Linked DNA regions of Homo sapiens: region 2 is linked to region 1. Evidence: read pairs that join two places in POLR2A ChIA-PET (ENCODE). Cell type or tissue: CD4-positive, alpha-beta T cell. All regions are shown on one strand. Links, peaks and the distances in the headings refer to the core of each region. The heading gives the core; the rest is flanking DNA. Region 1 overlaps RPSA2 (ribosomal protein SA 2). Region 2 holds the start of ZNF254 (zinc finger protein 254).

Region 1 (5,379 bases), core at 62-5,061:
CAGGCCAAGTGCAATGGCACGATCTCAACTCACTGCAACCACTGCCTTCCAGGTTCAAGCGACTCTCTGGCCTCAGCCTCCCAAGTAGCTAGGATTATAGGCATGTGCCACCATGATGGGCTAATTTTTGTATTTTTAGTAGAGATGGGGTTTCACCATCTTGGCCAGGCTGGTCTCAAACTCCTGACCTCATGATCTGCCTGCCTCGGCCTCCCAAAGTGCTGGGATTACAGGCATGAGCCACCATGCCCAGCCCTGGCCTGTTTTTTTGTTCTTATTTGTTTAAAAGAACTTCTTGGTTTTTGCCTTAATTTCATTATTTATCAAGAAGTTATTCAAGTGCCGGTTGTTTAATTTTTATGTAATTGTATGGTTTCAAGTTGTTTTCTTTTTGTTGAATTATATTTTTGTCAAGCTGAAGAGTTCTGTAGATGTCTATTAGGACTATTTGGTCAAGTGTTGAGTTTAGGTTCTAATGTTTTGTTAATTTTCTTCTTCAGTTATCTGTCTATTAGTGCCTGTGGGATGTTGTAGTCTCCCACTATTGTTGTGTCAGAATCTAAATCTCTTCATAGGTCTCTAAGAACTTGCTTTATTCATATGAACCCATGAATTTTATATAACACCTTTCTCTTTTCTGCTTTTTCTTCCGTAAACATTCTTTCCTGTGTGCACAATGTGCAAAATGTAGATGTCCATGAGTTCAAGAACATGTTTAGAGACCTAGCTGTTGTAAAAGAAAATATAAATTAGAAATAAGAGGCTTAATTAGTCCACATAAAAATAAGAGAAAATATCTTACTAAAATCTCTTTTCTTAAAACACTTAGATTATGTGTAGATTTTTATCTCCTTTTTTTGAAATATATGTAAATCATTAACAGCTAAATAAATCTTTGTTATGTATTTATTTTTTTTTTACTCACGATTGTCTTTATCTGGGACCTGAGATTAATTGCTTTGTTTCTGCTTTGGCAAAAGGTTATTCTTATTATTTTTAGTCTTTTAAAGTTGACACAGATTTGTTCACAGTAAAACTCATTCCAAGAGCACACAAAAGTTTAGCATAAAAATAGGATTAAATTTAGCAAAACAGAATTATAAGGACTAAAAGATATTGGTAATTTGATTGACAGAAACCTGTTTATCCAACATGATTATTTACAGGCTGAAGTACTTACACTACAAAAGCAAAAATAGTACAGTTTATAAACTGAACAGTGGAGTATATTGTCATACCTTGGTTTCTATTTATTACTTCAGTACAATTAGCATAGTTATGTGTGGTGTTGTTAGACAACCTGCATTCATATACATTTAATAGTATTTTCTACAATAGTATGAATATAAAGCCACAATGTCTACTTTGAATGAATTCCTTAATTCTTTTATTATTGTGATTCATACTTTTGAAATGTAAAGTTTTTCAATTGAAATACAGTTACAGAAATTTTTTAAAAAATCCTACATACATTATGACTAGTATGTTAAAATTATTCCTACTTACATATTTATATCTAATATCCAAAGAAATTTTACTACCACATTGTTACAGTAGATATTAGTCTGCTATGCTTATTAATTTAACCAATAGAGATAATTATAAGTAAGCATAATTTCAATGTCTTTCATTTCACAAATTGGAATGCTGCTATTGTAGGACAAATAAAGACAGATGATGTGGCCACCCAAAAACTGTAGTAGCTCTCCAGTTAGCTACCTTGCAGGTTCATGTATATTCCACTATATTAACACAGTCAGATTTTAATTTTTTATCAAAGTGCTGGTGGAAGTTGTCAGATATATTTGAATATAGATTCTGCATTCAAAGGCTAGAAAATTAGAGAGCAGCAGAGATAGAAAAAATATTTTATGATTCTGCTGATAATATACCTCTTTTCTTCATAATACTCATGTTTCTCATGCTGAGAGTAGCTATGCACTTTGGGTATTTAGAGAGAAATTGTTTTTGCAGGAATATTTTCTGGCTGACTTGATCAATCTTATATCTAATTTCAGTTTTTTCTTAAGATGCTTTTAACTTCTTTTTTTTCTCTCAATATAATCTTTCTCAGAGTGAGAGCTGTTTTTCTGTAGAATGCTTTGTGTATCTGTTTTAGAAGCCCTATTAGTATCCCATAATGTCTGTGAAAGACGTGGCTGTCACAGTGAGAACTCTTGGAGCTATCTCTATCTGGATGCATGCTGGAAATCTAGCAGTATATTTTCCATGTCACCATTATAAATAGAAACTGTGGCTTAAATAATGCTCTCATTTCCGTTATTGTGAAGGTGCAGTTCTACCCAGGGAGGCTCTCTTCCTGCAGCTCAGGCTTCACTCTTTGATGTGACACTAAAGTGCTGCTATGGCAATTGGCGTTCACCTATGATGTGAGCTGCCAGCTGTGAGCCCTGTGCTGTGGTCCATACCGCAGTGGCAGATGGTAGGAAACAAAAGAGGACACTGGCCACCAGAAGAGGGGAAGCCGGAGTACTGTAACCCCGTCCTCAGGGAGGAGAGAGGTACTGCTTTAAAATGCAAGTAGCCAAAAAGATAGCACCCTATTCAACCACTTTTGTAGAAGAGTGAAAGTCTGCCTTCAGCAGGCAGCTGGCTTCAAGTTGCAGAACTATCTTGTCAGGAAGATGTGAAAAGGTTATTTTGTCATTGAATATAACCAATTAGCATATATGGATGACCTCCCCAATGTCCAGGTGAATTTAGGATGAACTATGTATGACATGGTGCTGTGAATTCTTCTACTTGTGAACTATTTATGGTAACCATCTTTATGTCTTTTCGATCTCTTAAGCAGACTGACTGTAATACATTTGACATTCAGATTTAATTGTGTAATGAAAGAGTTTTCTTTTTCTTTTTTTTTTTTTTTTTTTGAGACAGAGTCTCGCTGTATTTCCCAGGCTGGAGTGCAGTGGTGTGATCTCAGCTCTTTGCAACCTCTGCCTGTCAGGTTCAAGTGATTCTCCTGCCTCAGCCTCCCAAGTAGCTGGGATTACAGGCACATGCCACTATGCCCGTCTTTTTTATTTTATTTTATTTTTTTTTATTTTAGTAGAGATGGGGTTTCACCGTGTTAGCCAGGATGGTCTCTATCTCCTGATTTCATGATCGACCCGCCTTGGCCTCCCAAAGCTGGGATTACTGGTGTAAGCCAGCATGCCCAACCTCTTTCTTTTCTATTATTGTGGTTTCTCTGGGGCTGAAGAGAATTTTTTTAAAATTATATTTCCTAGAATTACCGGACATAATATAAACAAATAAGGTGCCAACCAAGCTTTACTCTAGAGGGGACTTTCCCTCTCAGGCTTCTAGCCAACTCACAGTTATGCTGTAAAGTGCATACTGTCACCTAAATATGCAGGCAGAATTGTGTCTCTGCCTATTTGGTATCTATAGTCCTCCACAGTCACTTCTAGAGGGGCTAGAGCAGATTTCTACAAACTTTTTTTTTTTTTCTTAGATGGAATTTCACTCTTGTTGCCCAGGCTGGAGTACAGTGGCACAATCTCAGCTCACTGCAGCCTCCACCTCCTGGGTTTAAGTGATTCTCCTGCCTCAGTGTCCCGAGTAGCTGGGATTACAGGCATGCACCACCAAGCCTGGCTAATTTTGTATTTTCAGTAGAGACAGGGTTTTTCCATATTGGTCAGGCTGGTCTTGAACTCCTGACCTCAGGTGATCCACCCACCTTAGCCCCCAAAGTGCTGGGATTACAGGTGTGAGGCACCTCACCTGGCCTAGATTTCTACAAACTTAATAGGGCAGATATTAACCATTTTACTTCTTTCAATGACTCTTGTATCTTCAGACCTGAAACTGATTCAGAGACCATGGAGCCCAGAAACCCAATCAGTGTAACAAGTGTGCATTGAGTAGACATGGAGACATGAGAATCTCCACTTCTCTTTTTCTCCTCTTGCTAAAATGCTCACAATTGCAGGTAACACCTGCTGCTACTCCACCCATCCAGGACCTAAATCTGCAGCTCCAAATTCTAAATCTAGGTCTAGAAATTAAAAAACAAAACAAAACAAAAGTTTCATTTGAGAAATGCAAGTCTTTTTTTTTTTAGGGGAGGGTTGGGGGGGATGGAGTCTTGCTCTGTCACCAGGCTGGAGTGCAGTGGCGTGATCTCGGCTCACTGCAACCTCTTCCTCCCAGGTCAAGCTATTCTCCTGCCTCAGCCTCCCGAGTAGCTTGGATTACAGGCATGTGCCATCACACCTGGCTAATTTTGTATTACTTTTTTCAGCAGACATGGGCTTCACCATGTTGGCCAGTATGGTCTCGATCTCTTGACTTCGTGATCCACTTGCGTCGGCCTCCCAAAATGTTGGGATTACAGGCGTGAGCCACTGTGGCTGTCTGCCAGTCTTTTTACTTATAAAACTCAGACATTAAAATAAGAGCACAATTATGTCTTTCTCCCTACTTTCAACTATATATTGATCTCTTGAAGCTGTTCACTATTGCCAAAAGTAGGTATAAGTTAAACCAATAATAAGTTATTTATTTAAACAAATAAGAATTTCTCACAAACTAGTTTGTATCACCCCACTCTCTATCTCTCTTCTTTTTTTCCCTTCACAAATCCACTTGTAATTGCTGCTAATCAGTATAGATTCCAGGCATCTTGAATATTTCTTCTCAAGTTACAATGCTTAAGCTTGGCCCCAATAAACTGTGTACTTATATTCATGTTGTGTCAGCTTTTTTTTAGGTAAAATATTATTTAGAATTTTCTAGAGCAGTCTCTGTGAGTAGATTTCTCCTTTGATTGTACTCGCTGTAACAGCCAAAAATGCAAAGTGATGTTGATTTTATCTAGAATCTGCACATAAGGTCTGGTCTCTGCCTGGAATTTACAAGACAGGGCCAGACTTTAGATTGAGAATGTACAGAAAACCAACAGGAGGCATTTTCTGCATTGTGAGATGTCCACATAGACACTTCAGATCCCTCCTTTGAGAGTGTGACTCTTTGACCTTTTCACATTGCTACCTTTCTGTGAGAGGCTACAGGTTTAAATAGAATCTGATGGCAGAATCTCTAAGTGTAAACAAGCATCTTAGGAGTGAGAGATCAAGGCCACAAAGTAGCCAGAGCCCTGAGCACAACTATAGCTACCTGGAAAATGTGATACTAGAGTGTTATTGTCCAAAAGCTAGCTAATCAGGACAGGAGATCCAGGTTCTGGAGCTCCACCAGGATAGTTTCATTTTCTTTTTAGAATCAGCCTGAGTCTCTCCTGCTGGCTTATTATTGGTCCATCAGCCCAGGGTCACTGGAAATGCTCTCACAATCACCCAGGCATCTGAGACATTTGAGAATCTCCAGAACAATTGTGTCAGGCTGACA
Region 2 (5,379 bases), core at 164-5,163, 290 kb after region 1:
AGGAGAAGAGTGACGGATAAAAGACTACATATTGGGTACAGTGCACACTGCTTGGGAGATGGGTGCTCCTAAATATTAGAAATCACTACAAAAGAACTTATCCATGTATCCAAACATCTTCTGTACCTTAAAAACTTTGGAAATAATAATAATAATAATAAACAAAAAATAATCCCAAACCCCGTAAGTTTAACTTTCTATGCTTTGGCTGTTTTTGGTTTATTTTTTATTTTTTAGAAAGGGTCTCACTCTGTCACCCAGAATAGAGTGCAGTGGCTTAATCAGGGCTCATTGCAGCCTCGACCTCCTTGGTTCAGGCAATCCTCCTCCCTCCGCCTCCTGAACAGCTGGTACTAAAGGTACAGGCCACCATGCTCAGTTAACTTTTGTATTTTTTTAGATACATGTTTTTGCCATGTTGCCCAGGCTGATCTCAAATTCCTGGGCTTAAGCAGTCTTCATTTCTTGGCCTCCCAAAGTGCTGGGATTATAAACATGAGCCATCATGAGTGACCACAATCTTTTTTTTTTTTTTTTTTGAGACAGAGCCTCACTCTGTCACCCAGGCTGGAGTGCAGTGACCTGATCTTGGCTCACTTCAACCTCCTCCTGTCAGGTTCAAGCGATTCTCCTGCCTCAGCCTCTGAGTAGCTGGGACTACAGGCACGCGCCACCACGCCCAGCTAATTTTTGTATTTAATAGTGGAGATGGGGGTTTCACCATATTGGCCAGGCTGGTCTTGAACTCCTGACCTCGTGATCCACCCACCTCGGCCTCCCAAAGTGCTGGGACTACAGGCGTGAGCCACTGCACCCAGCCCAGAATTTTTTTTAACATGATATAGAAAAGCTAACTATATTTAGATCTGTTACTTAACAGAAAATTTGAATAAACGTCTTTTATTAAAAAACATAAAATTTTTTATCTACAAATATTGATACAAAACAGTTCAAAATTACTTCCTAGGGGTTTCACTAAAAATTAGTTTGTTAAGGGTATATATATATATATATAAAAACTAAGATTTCTAGGTGTAAAACAATTTTTTTATAGAGAGTGTATAAACAAAGGCCAGGCGCAGTGGGTCACGTCTGTAATCCCAACACCCAACACTTTGGGAGGCCAAGGCAGGTGGATCATTTCGAGCTTAGGAGTTTGAGACCAGCCTGAACAGCAAGGCAAATTCCAGTCCCTACTTAAAATACAGAAATAAACCGGGCATGATGGCTTACACCTGTAGTCCCAGCTACTCCAGAGGCTGAGGCTGGAGAATCGCTTGAACTTGGGAGGCGGAGGTTGCAGTGAGCCAAGATTGCGCCACTGCACTTCAGCCTGGGCGAAAGAGCAAGCCTCTCCTGGAAATAAAAAAACAGTGTATAAACAAAAGCAAAATATGCTTTTGATGAAGAAAGTTAGAAACATTTTGTCTACTTTGAAATTATTTAAAGGTTGTTTCAAATTGAAAATATAAAAATAATGTAGATTAAAATACAACATAAAAATTTAAAAAATGGCCAGGCACGATGGCTCACGCCTGTAATCCCAGTAATTTGGGAGGCTGAGGCGGGTGGATTACCTGAGGCCAAGAGTTCGTGACCAGCCTGGCAACATAGTGAAACCCCGTCTCTACTAAAAATGCAAAAAATTAGCCAGGTTTGGTGATGCACGCCTGTAATCCCAGCTACTCGGGAGGCTGAGGCAGGAGAATCGCTTGAACCCAGGAGGCAGAGGTTGCAGTTAGCCAAGATGGCGCCACTGTACTCCAGCTTGGGCGACAGAGCTAGACTTCGTCTAGACAAAAAATAAAAAATAAAAAAAAGTATAAGAGATCATAAAATATGTATAAAAATCTAGAATGGTCAAAAAGACAAATTTGATGGACTTTATTTTTGTTATTTTATTTTATTTTTTGAGACAAAGTCTCGCTCTGTCGCCCAGGCTAGGGTGCAGTGGCAGGATCTTGACTCACTGCAACCTCAGCCCCCCGGGTTCAAGGAATTCTGCTGCCTCAGCCACCCGAGAAGCTGGGGTTATAGGCGTGCGCCACCATGCCCAGCTAATTTTTTTTTCTTTTATTTTTTTGAGACGGAATTTTACTCTTGTTGTCCAGGCTGGAGTGTAATGACGCGATCCACGCTCACTGCAGCCTCCACCTCCCAGGTTCAAGCAGTTCTCCTGCCTCAGCCTCCCGAGAAGCTGGTATTACAGGCACGTGCCACTACGCCCAGCTAATTTTGTATTTTTAGTAGAGATGAGGTTTCACCATGATAGTCAGGCTGGTCTCCAACACATGACCTAATGTGATCCGCCCGCCTTGGCCATCGAAAGTGCTGGGATTACAGGCGTGAGCCACCGCGCCCAGCTGATGGATTTACTTATAACGGTTTATCAAATTAGCTTTAGTGCTGATAATACATTATTACTAAAGTAAAAGTTGATTTTCTCTTGAACAAAAATTATATGTATTATTAATATACATAAAATATGTTTGTTCACATTTTGAATACATTGAAAAAGAGAGAGAGCAAAAAAGATATAGAATTTTCCCATGCTCTGGGGTGGGCCTGGCTCAGCTCAGGGAGGAAGCCCTGCCCGATAAGGCTGCAGCTTAGGCTGTCACTCTTTCTTCAGCCTAGGGTGTGATCACATCTTCTATCACTCAGGGTCTGAGTAGGCGGGGCCTTAAACGTTATCCAACTAGGGACGTTGGGCTGGGAACTGTCCAATCAGGCACACAGCTGGACTGGACAAAGCGGCTTCCGGGATATGGCGGGGCCTTTGTCTCTCGCTGTCGCCGGAGTCCCAGGTCTGTCTTCACTGCTCTGTGTCCTCTGCTCCTAGAGGCCCAGCCTCTGTGGCGCTGTTACCAGCAGGTATTGGAGATCCACAGCTAAGATGCCAGGACCCCCTAGAAGCCTAGAAATGGTGAGAATGCCAGTCCGACATCCCGAGAGAGGGGAGGGGGCTGGTTGGAACTGGTGGGAAGCGGCTGTGGCGGGACTCAGGCCTCCCCCCAGTCAGCTCCACAATCTGCGCCCAGCTCGACCTCAGTCCCCTTCAGAAATAAGATGGCGGCTGCGCTGACAGCCAGACCCCCAGGAGTCCTGTTTCTTCCCTGCGCAGTGACTGTGCCCTGTCCTGGAGCCCTCTCTGGGCAGCTGTGGACCCGCAGCCCCGCGTCTCTCCCAGATTGTTCAGGGACCCGGGGAGGGTCGTCAGGGGAGAATCCTGACTCGGGTTGCGGGTTCATGAACGGGAAGAGCTTTGGTCTGTGGGGTTCCCAGGCCCTCTTTTTTCCCATTAAAAATTTATGGGCGTCACTGCAAAAATATTAAATACTTTAATAAAAGAATGATTCAAAAATTGTACCACACCCAGCTGTGGTTTGTACTTTTGTGGTCCATGGAAGGGGCCTGAAGAAAAGATTGTTACAAGGTTCATGATAAAGAAAACCAAATTCAATAATTGGCTAGGTACAGCAATCTAGGTTGTCGTTTTTTTTTTTTTTTTTTCTTTTTTTTGAGACAGAGTCTCACTTTTTTGCTCAGGCTGGAGTGCAGTGGTGTGATCTCGACTCACTGCAACCTCCGCCTCTTGGGTTCAAGCGATTCTCCTGCCTCAGCCTCCCTAGTAGCTGGGACTACAGGCGCCCGCCACCACAATTTTTTTATTTTTAGTAGAGACGGGGTTTTACCATGTTGGCCAGGCTGGTCTCCAACTCCTGACCTCAGGTGATCCACCCACCTTGGCCTCCGAAAGTGCTAGGATTACAGGCGTGAGCCACCGTGCCCAGCCTCGTTTCTTAATTTTTACATTTAAGGTGGGAATATCCTGGTTATGTAATCAGAGCTTAATTGTCAGCTTATTCTTGGTTAAGCAAGAATTTTGTTTCCGCTAATGTAGTAATTTACCAAAAAATGCTCTTGAGTTTAGATTTTTTTTTTAGAAGTAGAAATCCGGGGACTAGAGCCACCTCAATCTAATTGCCTGCCACTTAATTATTTTCACACTCCACAGGGGACTGCTTTTTTCCTGAAATTTTCACATGTATCCCAAGCAGGGCCTCAAGTCCACCCCTCATCCCCTATTCCTCCAGCCTAACTCTGGCTTGCAGGAAAATACTAAATTTCCCGTTTTGTCTGACATTCCCAAATGCCAATGTCCCCTCCCTAATTCACTTTATCATCTATTTGTCCTTTAGGGTAGATTTTGATACCTGTTTTAATTTTTATTTATTTATTTATTTTAATTTTTGAGACAGAGGCTTGCTCGGTCACCCCGGATGGAGTGCAGTGGTGCAGTGGTGTGATTTAGGCTCACTGCAACCTCTGCCTTATGGGATCAAATGATTCTCTTGTCTCAGTCGCCCAAGTAGCTGGAATTATAGGCGCCCGCCCCCACGCCTGGCTAATTTTTGTATTTTTAGTAGAGACCGGGCTTCACTATGTTGTCCAGGCTGGTTTCAAACTCCTAGCCTCAAGCGATCCGCCTGCATCAGCCTCCCCAAGAGCTGGTATTACAGACGTGAGCCATCTCGCCTGGCCAATTAATCTTTTTTTTTTTTTTTTTTTTTTTTTTTTTGAGACAGAGTTTCACTCTTGTTGCCCAGGCTGGAGTGCAATGGCACGATCTCGGCTCACCGCAACCTCCGCCTCCCAGGTTTAAGCGATTCTCCTGCCTCAGCCTCCCTAGTAACTGGGATTATAGGCATGTGCCACCATGCCTGGCTAATTTTGTGTTTTTAGTAAAGACAGGGTTTCTCCATGTTGGTCAGGCTGGTCTCAAACTCCCGACCTCGGGTGATACGCCCGCCTTGGCCTCCGAAAGTGCTGGGATTACAGGCGTGAGCCACTGCACCCGGCCAATTAATCATTTTTTGACAAAGCATTTGATGGCACATTTAAAAAGGTTTGTTTTCTTTTTGTAAATATTTCCTATGAGAAGAAAGCAAAGAATAATCTCCTGACACTGTATTGTAAAATATCTCTGCGTTTTTTTTTCTTCTATCTTCCCTAGTCACAGATATCTTATCAGAATGTTTTTGGGTCAAGTTTTCCTTTTGGAAACTATAGTGTGATGTGTCTTCAGTCACCATTCGGTTTTCTTGGACCTGGGTTTCAGTACTGTATTGGGATAAACGAAGATACCCACCATGGCTATGTCTGCTTAGAGTGTCTAGTAAATATCAGCTTCTGGGTCATATTCTCTCATAGGAAAATCTGAGGTATTGAGTGTAGCGTCCCAAGTGCGCAGGTGGATGCCCTGAGTCTAAAAGGCATTTCCTAGTGCACTTTTTTTTTTAAAGCTAATTTTATGAGACATTAATATTGTCTTCACCCAACCCAGCTTTCATTTCTTAAAGACACATTGCTGGTCAG

Evidence for each region. ChIA-PET counts read pairs that join two places held together with the same protein. Peaks named below come from ENCODE experiments on the same cell type or tissue, not always from the same donor. Only the 100,000 strongest peaks of a DNase experiment are listed, where the experiment ranks them.
Region 2: POLR2A ChIA-PET joins it to region 1 with 6 read pairs; 3 of 35 experiments call an interaction of 5 or more read pairs at or near these places.

Annotation. Positions count from the first base shown.
Region 1 is chr19:23,797,153-23,802,531 of GRCh38, forward strand. All of the region lies in intron 1 of RPSA2 (ribosomal protein SA 2), which reads left to right. It also overlaps the pseudogene BNIP3P39. Among named protein-coding and RNA genes, the nearest start is that of RPSA2, 37 kb to the left of the region's middle. In CD4-positive, alpha-beta T cell, for the core only: no CTCF peak of the experiment used is centred there; DNase peaks (open chromatin) are centred at 2,359 and 3,339; H3K4me3 peaks cover 1,255 bases; H3K27ac peaks cover 2,824 bases.
Region 2 is chr19:24,084,412-24,089,790 of GRCh38, forward strand. ZNF254 (zinc finger protein 254) reads left to right here and starts at 2,776. Exons shown (of 4, transcript NM_203282.4): 1 at 2,776-2,926. The coding sequence starts at 2,897. RefSeq lists enhancers at 2,822-2,901, 2,952-3,001, 3,062-3,151. In CD4-positive, alpha-beta T cell, for the core only: no CTCF peak of the experiment used is centred there; a DNase peak (open chromatin) is centred at 2,720; H3K4me3 peaks cover 1,383 bases; H3K27ac peaks cover 946 bases.